2 separate regions of the Homo sapiens genome follow, and region 2 is linked to region 1. A link is an interaction called in ENCODE POLR2A ChIA-PET data of the cell type or tissue named here. Cell type or tissue: Panc1. All regions are shown on one strand.

What was found. ChIA-PET counts read pairs that join two places held together with the same protein. Peaks named below come from ENCODE experiments on the same cell type or tissue, not always from the same donor. Only the 100,000 strongest peaks of a DNase experiment are listed, where the experiment ranks them.
Region 2: POLR2A ChIA-PET joins it to region 1 with 5 read pairs; 6 of 35 experiments call an interaction of 5 or more read pairs at or near these places.

The regions. Positions count from the first base shown.
Region 1 is chr2:43,938,444-43,943,443 of GRCh38, forward strand. The region is part of intron 23 of LRPPRC (leucine rich pentatricopeptide repeat containing); the gene reads right to left. Among named protein-coding and RNA genes, the nearest start is that of LRPPRC, 55 kb to the right of the region's middle. In Panc1, no CTCF peak of the experiment used is centred here; no DNase peak of the experiment used is centred here; H3K27ac peaks cover 4,483 bases.
Region 2 is chr2:43,988,811-43,993,810 of GRCh38, forward strand. The region is part of intron 1 of LRPPRC (leucine rich pentatricopeptide repeat containing); the gene reads right to left. Among named protein-coding and RNA genes, the nearest start is that of LRPPRC, 4.7 kb to the right of the region's middle. In Panc1, no CTCF peak of the experiment used is centred here; no DNase peak of the experiment used is centred here.

The DNA of each region.
Region 1 (5,000 bases):
TTAAAATAGAGTTAAATTCATTAACTTGAATAGACTCACTTGGCCTGCATCAAAATTCATTCTAGAATCTAGAATTCACTTCTTAAGGGAACATGACTACAAAGAGCTACTACAAACTACAATTTTTTCATTATTACACGGAAGAACATCCCGATAAATAAGCTTGAAGCTCCGATGGCAAATCTGATAGTACCACTCATTTGAGTCCTCATTCTGAAACTGAAGTATGCTATAACGTCACTGACAGAAAAACAAACACCATGTAGCATGTAAGTTTGCTGGACAGACATTTCTATGGGACATCCACCAATCATAAAACTATCTACTTTGAGATACCAAGAAACATGTACTCCTAAAACTCATATACATTCCTCAATACATATACCTGTAAAAATCATAAATGTATTTCATACAATCTGGAATTGTTAAAACAACCACGAGTGACAACTATCTATTTATCTATTAGTAGCTTTAAACTTAAGTCTCGTAATTTATACTAAGTAACTTTCTAATCCCAGAGAGTATACTTAAACAACAAAAGAAAGATGGCCGGGCGCGGTGGCTCACGCCTGTAATCCCAGCACTTTGGGAGGCTGAGGTGGGTGGATCACGCGGTCAGGAGATCGAGACCATCCTGGCTAACATGGTGAAACCCCGTCTCCACTAAAAATACAAAAAAAAAAAAAAAAATAGCTGGCGTGGCGGTGAGCACCTGTAGTCCCAGCTACTCGGGAGGCTGAGGCAGGAGAATGGCATCAACCCAGGAGGCGGAGCTTGCAGTGAGCCAAGATCGTGCCACTGCACTCCAGCCTGGGAGACAGCAAGACTCCGTCTCAAAAAAATAAAAATAAAAATAAAAATAAAAACAACAACAACAACAAAAAACGAAAGATGACAAATATTGATTTTTTTTATTTGGAATAAAGTACTTTAAACTTATACATTGTTAGTGAAGTGGCAATTTATGTAACAGGCTTCCTTACTGAAATGCGCTCAAATCTGCAATCACTACAGAAAAGAAGGGCTGTGGGGGGAGAAAAAAGTTTAAAAAAGAAAAAACAAACAAACAAAAACCAAACTGAACTCCTTAAAAACAAACTATCTTACAAATCCTCAGCAGATGTTCAATATGGGAAGAAACCAATTCAAGAGAAACCATCATCTTCACAAAAATTATTCTGTTAAGAGAACCAGCACTTGAAAGAGCTAAATGTTTTTTTTCTGTTCATCATCTATAAATGAGGAATCTTCAAGGAGACTGGTGTTGCAATTACAACTAATCCTCCCCAAAAAATTAACTGTGTTGAAGGCTTTGTAATTTCCCTAGGTACAATTTAGCTGTCACTTACTTTAAAATTTACTCAAACATGCGTTCGGAACAGCACTAACTTCACATGTCAAGTGCTTTCCAGCCAATTGAGTCTAAACTGGAAGTCGGTGTTAAACAACTGAATGATTAGACAAGATAGCTCATTTCCCTGCTCTTTTGTTCAGAATAAAATGCCACATTTACATTATCAGGCTCAACAGGATTTTCTGACAGAGGCAGAAAAAACCCTACTGCACACTGTCCGTACTAAGCACATGAAGCCTGTCATTTACCAATCATCCTTCAAAAAGCAATAGCCATGAATGTAACTTAATTACGACCCAATGATCCTTGACGAAAAATCATCTTATCACTGTCCTGTCCCCCTAGGGCAAATGAACCACTTTTTGTCCTTTGGCACTGATGATGCTAAATTCTTAATTGCAATAATGGAGTAAAAGAGCCAAACCTCCTTAATTTCCTTTCAGCACATAAGGAGTTTTACTCTAGAAGGCAAGCATTCCCATAAATAATGAAAGTATCCAGTACAAATGAAGATGCTAAAATTGAAGGGGAGCATGTGTAACAGAATCATCAACATTTTAAAAAGCCTATTTCCCATTTATGTAACATATTAAAGTGTTACAGTGAGTTCCAAAAACATTGTTACAAGTTCATCTTAGAGAAATTGTGACCTTTATGAACTCAAGATTAATTCAGCAAGAATTCTGGGAGGATAGTATATATGAAGTTCATGACACACTTAAATGAAATGCATATGTACATATACAGATTATAACACAAACCAGCACAAAAAAAATCCTTAATGGAAAGCAGAAATTAAAGCTGCTTTGATCACTTGCACCAACATAATCCAGTTAAACAGCTTCAGTTATTTTTTAATGCATGCAATGAAACCAAAATGGATCAGGTATAAAACAAGTGAACCTGAAACTGCATCATACAAATTTTTATGCTTTAATATCTGATGGCCCAGACTTTATTAATTTCATTTCCTTGACCATAACATGAAGACTAATAAAAAACTCTTTTAACCTATTTTAAAGCATTTCTTTCTTCCTTAATGTGACGGATTGCTGTCATCTCCATGAATCAGGCATGATTTTAATAAGATAAAATACTTACAAAAGAAAATGTTTGAAATAATACTCATTTGGACTACATGTAAAATACGTGGCTTAGAGACTGTAATGTAATGTAAATGAAACATAAAAATTTTGTTCAACTGCAAATTTTTTTCCATTCAATGCAAGTATTTTCATTTTGATAATACAAAAGCAGGTTAGCTTACCAACTTCTTTATAATTTTCTAAATCTGTTATTGTTTTGGATTTCCCTTGGCAAATGAATAAAAACAGTGTATTTTTTCTATACCCATAAAGCTTTTTTACATTGTCTAAATAACACAAACTGACACAGTATTAATTTCTCCTGTGTTTTGTCCAATGCTGGAAAAGTCGGTTCAGAATTAAGATCCACTGAAACTTAAAGAGATTATCTTTCTAAGGAACTCAGTCTCATGGAACTGCTTCAGAATTACAACACGAAAGTGATATTCTCTTTAGAGCCTTTTACAGTGACATGCCAAAAAGATGCCTGCCTTTGAATGAAAGGGTGAAGATTTATGATGATGTTTCAAAATGTTTTTTATACTTTTATCACAAGTTTGAATAAATAAAGCTCATTTGCCAGATGAGCTCATACCTGCTGAGGTCAATTACATGATATTACTGAAGATTATACACATTTAATCAAATCGAATACACGTGGACTTTTTGGCAGGCTAGTGTGGTTAATCCTAGCACTTGTCATGATTCTGAATTAATTAGCTATCTTCCATCAGTTGGAGAAAACACAATTGAGAAAGAGTTTCAAAGTCAGGGTTTTACTCCAGGCATTTCCCCTGACTACGAATGTTTCTGCTGTTTTCTGTAATTTCATAAATATAAAATTTCCTTTATCTTTTTATTAGTCTCATGACTCTGAAAGAGTCAATAGCCCTTTTTATTATGATAGATGAAACTGAAAGACCTCATCATGGAGACTGCATTAGCAAAGTAGTCTAAAAAAAAAAAAAAAAAAAAACTAGGCAAATAAAAACAGAATTAAAATAAAATAAAAATAGAAGATATACATATCTGAAAGTAGTAAAACACCAATAATGAAAAGACACTAATTTAGATTTCCTTAGCTCAATTAGCAGGGAGAGCCAAATTTGACTGAGACACAGAAATATCTGACTTCAGGATATAATCAGAAGCACAGAGGATGCTCTAGGTTAACATTTGAATTCCACACCGTTTCCATTTTCCCATGGGTAAGCTCTCCTTGGTTCATGAGCCCCATCTGCAGACCTCTTTCGGAAAGCTTTCAGGTCTCCTCTGTCTTCAAAGTATTTCTATTTGTAAGATACTTTTCTACGATGGCCTCATTTTCATTGTTAATTATTTTATTTTTGCCCGGTAGTGTAGGAGGGCCTAATTTTTCTGGGCACTGGGCCCATTTCTTTCAAATCCTTCTGTAGAGTTGCACATGCAATTTGCAGAAATGGGTCTTTTAAGCAATTGAAAAAAATTCTAATAGGAAGCATATTAATTATAGGATTTCTATATAAAGTTGGCTATGAATATGATAACTCAATAACACAGTCATTATTTGAATCACTATTTCTTTAAAAGGATGTAATGCTGAGACTGTAGAGGTTAAGATTTGACCAGTCATCTAACCCGGTAATTGTTTTTGATTGGATGGCAAAGGAATTATTTCATGTGTGCATGCATGTATTCACACATTTTTTTAAGTTAGTTAAAAGAGATGGTTTTTATTATACATTTAAAATTCAACACTAAATCATTTATTATATTCAATTAATTAAACTCTCTAATAAATAAAGAAAAACTACCAGAAATTTGGGGAAAACATGAGAACCGTTAAAATACATATTTTATTTTTCTCCTGGCATCAACAGGACAACATCCACACTACATCCACAGTGAGATATTTCTGCGTTTCAGTCAAATTCAGCTCTCCCTGTTAATTGAACTAAAGAAATCTAAATTAGTATCTTTTCATTTTCGGTGTTTTACTACTTTCAGATACGTATATCTTCCATTTTATTTTATTTTAATTATTATCTTCTATTTTTGTTTGCCTAGGGTTGTTTAAACTAATTTGCCAGTGCAGTCTCCATGTAATGCAGATTACAAACTATGTTAAGCTATGAAAAAGCTGACAAAGAAGATCTAGGAAATTTAAAAAGCAAAACAGAAAACAAAAACAAGTACAAAAGAAAAAGATGATAAATTACGCTTAGTCATCTTACTAAAATGTTTTATTCATTATAAAATAGACTGACTTTATGATTTACATTGCAAATAATGCCTTAAATTGAGCACCAACAAGAGCATTTCAAATGGAAAAATTAACAAACTCAGTAAATCTTGCCCTATCAGTAAAATTCATCTCCTACAACATTTATCAAAGCTAGAATAACTGTAATGGTATATGTATTTAAAATACCCTGTGAAGAAAAGGAGCACTGAAGATGCTTCAACACTTATTACCTGAATAACTGTCAAGACACATACTCAAAAGCCCCAGAAGATCCTTTTTTCTTATATTTATTAATAACACTTATCAGGCTCAAAACTAGGAAAAACTAGATTCAAAT
Region 2 (5,000 bases), 50 kb after region 1:
GGGATTACAGGCATGAGCCACCACGCCTGACCAAATGCCTCTGAGTTTTTACAATATCTTTCCTTTATCTTTTTTTTGAGACAGGGTCTCATTCTGTTGTCCAGGCTGGAGTGCAGTGGTGCAATTATGGCTCACTGCAGCTTTGAACTCCTGGCCTCAAGCAATCCTCCCACCTCAGCCTCAGCTCCCAAGTAGCTAGGACTACAGGTGCATGCCACCACAGCTGGCTAATTTCTTTTTTTCTAGAGACAGGAGTCTCACTATGTTGCCCAGGCTGGTCTTGAACTCCTGGCTTCAAGTGATCTTCCTGCCTCAGACTCTCAAAGTGCGGAGATTACTGGGCCTGGCCTAAAAAATCTTTTATAAAACTAAGTCACAATGAACTTTCTCCCTCTAAGAACTGAATTCTCCAAAAACTTTTGACAAATTTAGCTGCCCCAGTTTTATGCTTTATGGTAAATCACAGAATTTTAGACTAAAAAAGCTACTAGCCACCCTTCTACACTTTATAACAACCTTCTGGCCTGAAATACCAATCCACTCCTTTCCACCTATCGAGATTTCCCTTCCATCTCCCAGGATCCTCCAGTCAAATGGGATGTCTCCTGTGTCTCACCTATGGAGGAAGTAATGCAAAGTCAGTTAACCAGATTGGGACCGATAATGTGACATGGACACTCTTCAGAATCTATGAAGATCCCTTCCAGATACATTCTGAGATCTTCTATGTTTACTTACCTGTGAAAGTCTTTAAATCCCAAGTTTATATCATATATTGCCTTTTAAAAAATGTTTTTGTCCATAAGTAATCCCTTCACCATCTAAAACACAACAGTCTGGACCTCATTCTGCACCCAATGATAACTACCATGGCAGTTAACTGTAAACAGGAAAATGACAAGATCAAATGTGTAACATATGTAAAACACTTGTAACATATGTTGCAACATATGTAAAACATTTCAGAAACGGGAATCACGGTATCTGGAGTTGAATCTCAACTTGAGGTCTTGAATAAATTATACTTCTAACCCTGTTTCCTAATTTGTAATAACCCACGGAAGTTGAAATGTTTGTATGATGTTATGTTTACAAACACACTTTGAAAATAATAAACATCAGGCCAGGTGCGGTGGCTCATGCCTTTAATCCCAGCACTTTGGGAGGCTGAGGTGGTGGATCACCTGAGGTCAGGATTTCGAGACCAGCCTGGCCAACATGGCAATGGCAAAACCCCATCTCTACTAAAAATACAAAAATTAGCCAGGCATGGTGGCATGCGCCTGTCGTCCCAGCTACTTGGGAGGCTGAGGTGGGAGAATCGCTTGAACCTGGGAGGCAGAGGTTGCAGTGAGCCGAGATGGCCCCGTTACACTCCAGCCTGGGTGGCAGAGCGAGACTCCATCTCAAAAAAAAAAGAAAGTAATCAGCATCTATTCTAAAGGTACCATTGTTTACCCTAATCCCCAAATCTACTTTTCTTAATTCTGCTAACACTCTCACCAATCTTCTGTTCTCTTTCTCTCAAGAAACGGATCTTTTCGTCAGTTCTTTACTACCTCGTTGAAGGCCTATTACTGCTAATTTGCAATACCAGTGTTGTTCCATCCCCACGTTCCTATAATCTACATAAACTTTGTCAAAATCTGTACTTAAAATCCTCCAACGGCTTCCAATCATCAACTAACCTACCTTCTAAGCAATCTTGGTAGCCTCAAGAAATCAACTTCCACCACATCCCACACAGCTACACGGGATAAACGGCCTCCAAGTCTCTTCACGCTCTTCTCTATTTTTGGAACATTCTGAATATCCACTACCATGTGTCCTCTAAAACTCAATGTCCCCCTGCCATAAAACAAATGGCACTGCTCCTCTCTCTGAAATACCACAATATTATATTCTTCTCTTATGGACAGCACGTCTAATAGTTGTACATGTGCCTGTCTAGCCCTGTGATTGATAAATCTACACTCACAGAGCAGAGGCCGAATGTTACAGATTTCAGAACCCCAAAGGACCCATCAGGTTCTTTTTTTTTTTTTTTTTAATTGAGATGGAGTCTCGCTTCGTAGCCCAGGCTGGAGTGCAATGGCGTGATCTCGGCTCACTGCAACCTCCACCTCCCGGGTTCAAGCAATTCTCCTGCCTCAGCCTCCCAAGTAGCTGGGATTACAGGCATGGGCCACCACGCCTGGCTAACTTATGTATAGATACTTTTATTTTTTTTTTTTTTTGAGATGGGGTCTCACTCTGTCACTGAGGCTGGAGTGCAGTGGCCTGATCTCTGCTCACTACAAGCTCCGCCTCCCAGGTTCATGCCATTCTCCCACCTCAGCCTCCCGAGTAGCTGGGACTACAGGCGCCCGCCACCATTGCTAATTTTGTTTTTGTATTTTTAGTAAGAGACAGAATTTCACCATGTTGGCCAGGCTGGTCTCAAACTCCTGACCTCAAGTGATCTGCCCGCCTCGGCCTCCCAAAGTGCTGGGATTATGGGTGTGAACAATAGTACCCAGCCGGACCCATCAGATTCTTAATATTTGCAGAAGATTTTTCTAAAATGAGAGTTTTCTAAAAGTTTTCTTCCAACTTTAGAAATAAAAATCACACCATCCCATCAAAGAACAATATGTAATTTTCACCTTTAGGCCAATCATTAGTCTAGATCTACTTCCAAACAGATTGAGCTCAAAGCTTATCTTTCCTCTGAAGTATACAAGTATTATGCTAAAAACCATCACACAAAGAATACACACACAAAGCAGCTCTGATCCAGAAATGCAAGGAAAATGTATGTGACAAAGCAAGAGTATTTATCACCTCAAAGAGAACAGAGTAAAAGCTGGTTTTCCAGAAAGCATCTATTTGAAAAATAGATGTACTGAGATGGGAAAATGAAGAGCAAGACCACATATTACAAAGTAAAAGGATATACTTCTTGGTGCTACAATTTTGAAAACAGATTACTAATGTCTAATAATTTCACTCACTAATACTCATTTGTCCTCAAATAGGACATTCCTGGAAATCAAGCTCAGGGTGAATTTGTGTAGACACACTGCACTGCATGGGTGGGTTAAGCATCCCTTCAATCTCCTCCAGTTTACCATATTCCTTCTTCAATGTCTTAAGATTTTCATTGATTCACTCAACAAACATTTGACACCTACTATATGCCACAAAGTTAAACACCAGGGAAAGCAAAAGGAGTAAGACACAGTATCTGCCTTCAAGCAACTTACAGCCAGCTCCAGAGTGTTGGTGAGTGCACGTCATAGTGTTAATGGGTGCTTTAGTGATACACGGTCTAAGAGGAGGCACAAGAAAGGAGCCAGTCAAATGGGAGAGGCAGTCAAGTTAAGGTTCAACAGAGATGGGGGACACCTGACTAAGGGGGAAGGGGAGACACATTCCAAGAGTCAACATTACACTCAAAGGCAAGGAAATATACAACATGGCCCATCAAAGCCTTACAGATCCACAGACAAGCACTAGACCTACAAAATCAGAATCTGCAGTTTAACGAGAGCCCCAGGCAATCATGCTCACTAGAGTTTGAGAAGCCCTGCTGTAGAGCACTTCAAAGTAGTAGTCTGGTACGGCTAGAACGCAGGATGCCATGGGAGGGAACTCAGAAGAGTTGACGCTCCAGAGGCAACTCCAGCTCATAAAGCACCTGTGCTAAAGAGTCTGGATCTCCTTCTGGACCCAATGGGAGCCACCACAATGCTTAAGTGTAAGCAGGAAAATGACATGATCAAATTATCAGGGAGACTAGGGAATGATGAAGGGGCTGGAGGAAAAGGGATGCATTCCAAATGAAGCAGATCTAACAGGGCTTAATCATTTGTGCAATCAATAAATGGGGGGTGAAGGGAGTGAGAGATGAATGGGAAAACAAATATGTAGATATCCAGGATCTTTCTGGAAGGCAGGTAGAAACAGCAACATTCACGAAAATAGGGAACACAAGAGGAACAGATGAAAGAAGAAGGAGGGGTCCAATTTGAGCTGTGTTGGCTCTGAAGTACCTATAGTTCAAGCAGGTGGATGTGTAGTAGATGGTCCATATCTGGGAGAAACATCATCAGATAGGTAAGTAATGCCCTGAAAAATGGAAAAGGTCACAAAAGAGAATGAAAATGTTGAGAAAACACAGAAGGACCACGAGTAAAACTACCAAGAACATCAGCATTTAATAGGTGAACAGAAGCAAGAGGAATCAAGCAAATGAGACAAATCCTAAAGAGAAGAGAACCTAGAAAAATGGTGTCATCAATACCAAGAAAAGTGTCTCATGAAGGGGAAAATGGAAGACAGAGTAATATGCCAGGTCAAGGCCTAAAAAGTGGATTTGGTAATTAAAAGAGGTCCTTTCAAAAAGTTAAATAAACATACATCTTACACATACATAAGTCATTAGAAGGACAGCTATCAATGAATGGCTCTCTGGTTGACATAATTAAGGGTGATTTTTAGTTTATTGTTCCCACCACCCAGGTTTTGCAACTGTCCCTCGAGGCACCTTAAGGAATAATTTTTGCAACTGTTCTTCAAGGCACTTTTGAAATAATTTTTCAAAAATACAATAAAAAAATCAATAAGATAATAATGGCCTTTGACAGCGGTGTGACTGCAGTGGATAGGAAAGTGAATGAAAAGTGATGAAATTAAAGGGACAGAGAAGTATGGACAGGGAAGAGACTGAGAAACTTCTAGAGTAAACAGAGTTCCAGGAAAGGTTCTGTGTTTCACGTGGGCAAGATCTGGGCATGCTTACAGGATGTCGGGTAGGAGACTATATACAGTGCTCAGAGTCCAGGAAAAAGAGGGAACAATCACTTCTTTATTGCCTGCTGTCACCTGAACACACAGTGGTGAACAAGACAAAGTCCTGCTCTCATATAGCTTACCTTCTACTAAAGAAAAAAAAAAAAACCAGAGAAATAAGTAATGATATCAGACAAGTGAGGTGTGCCACGAATAAATCTACAGTG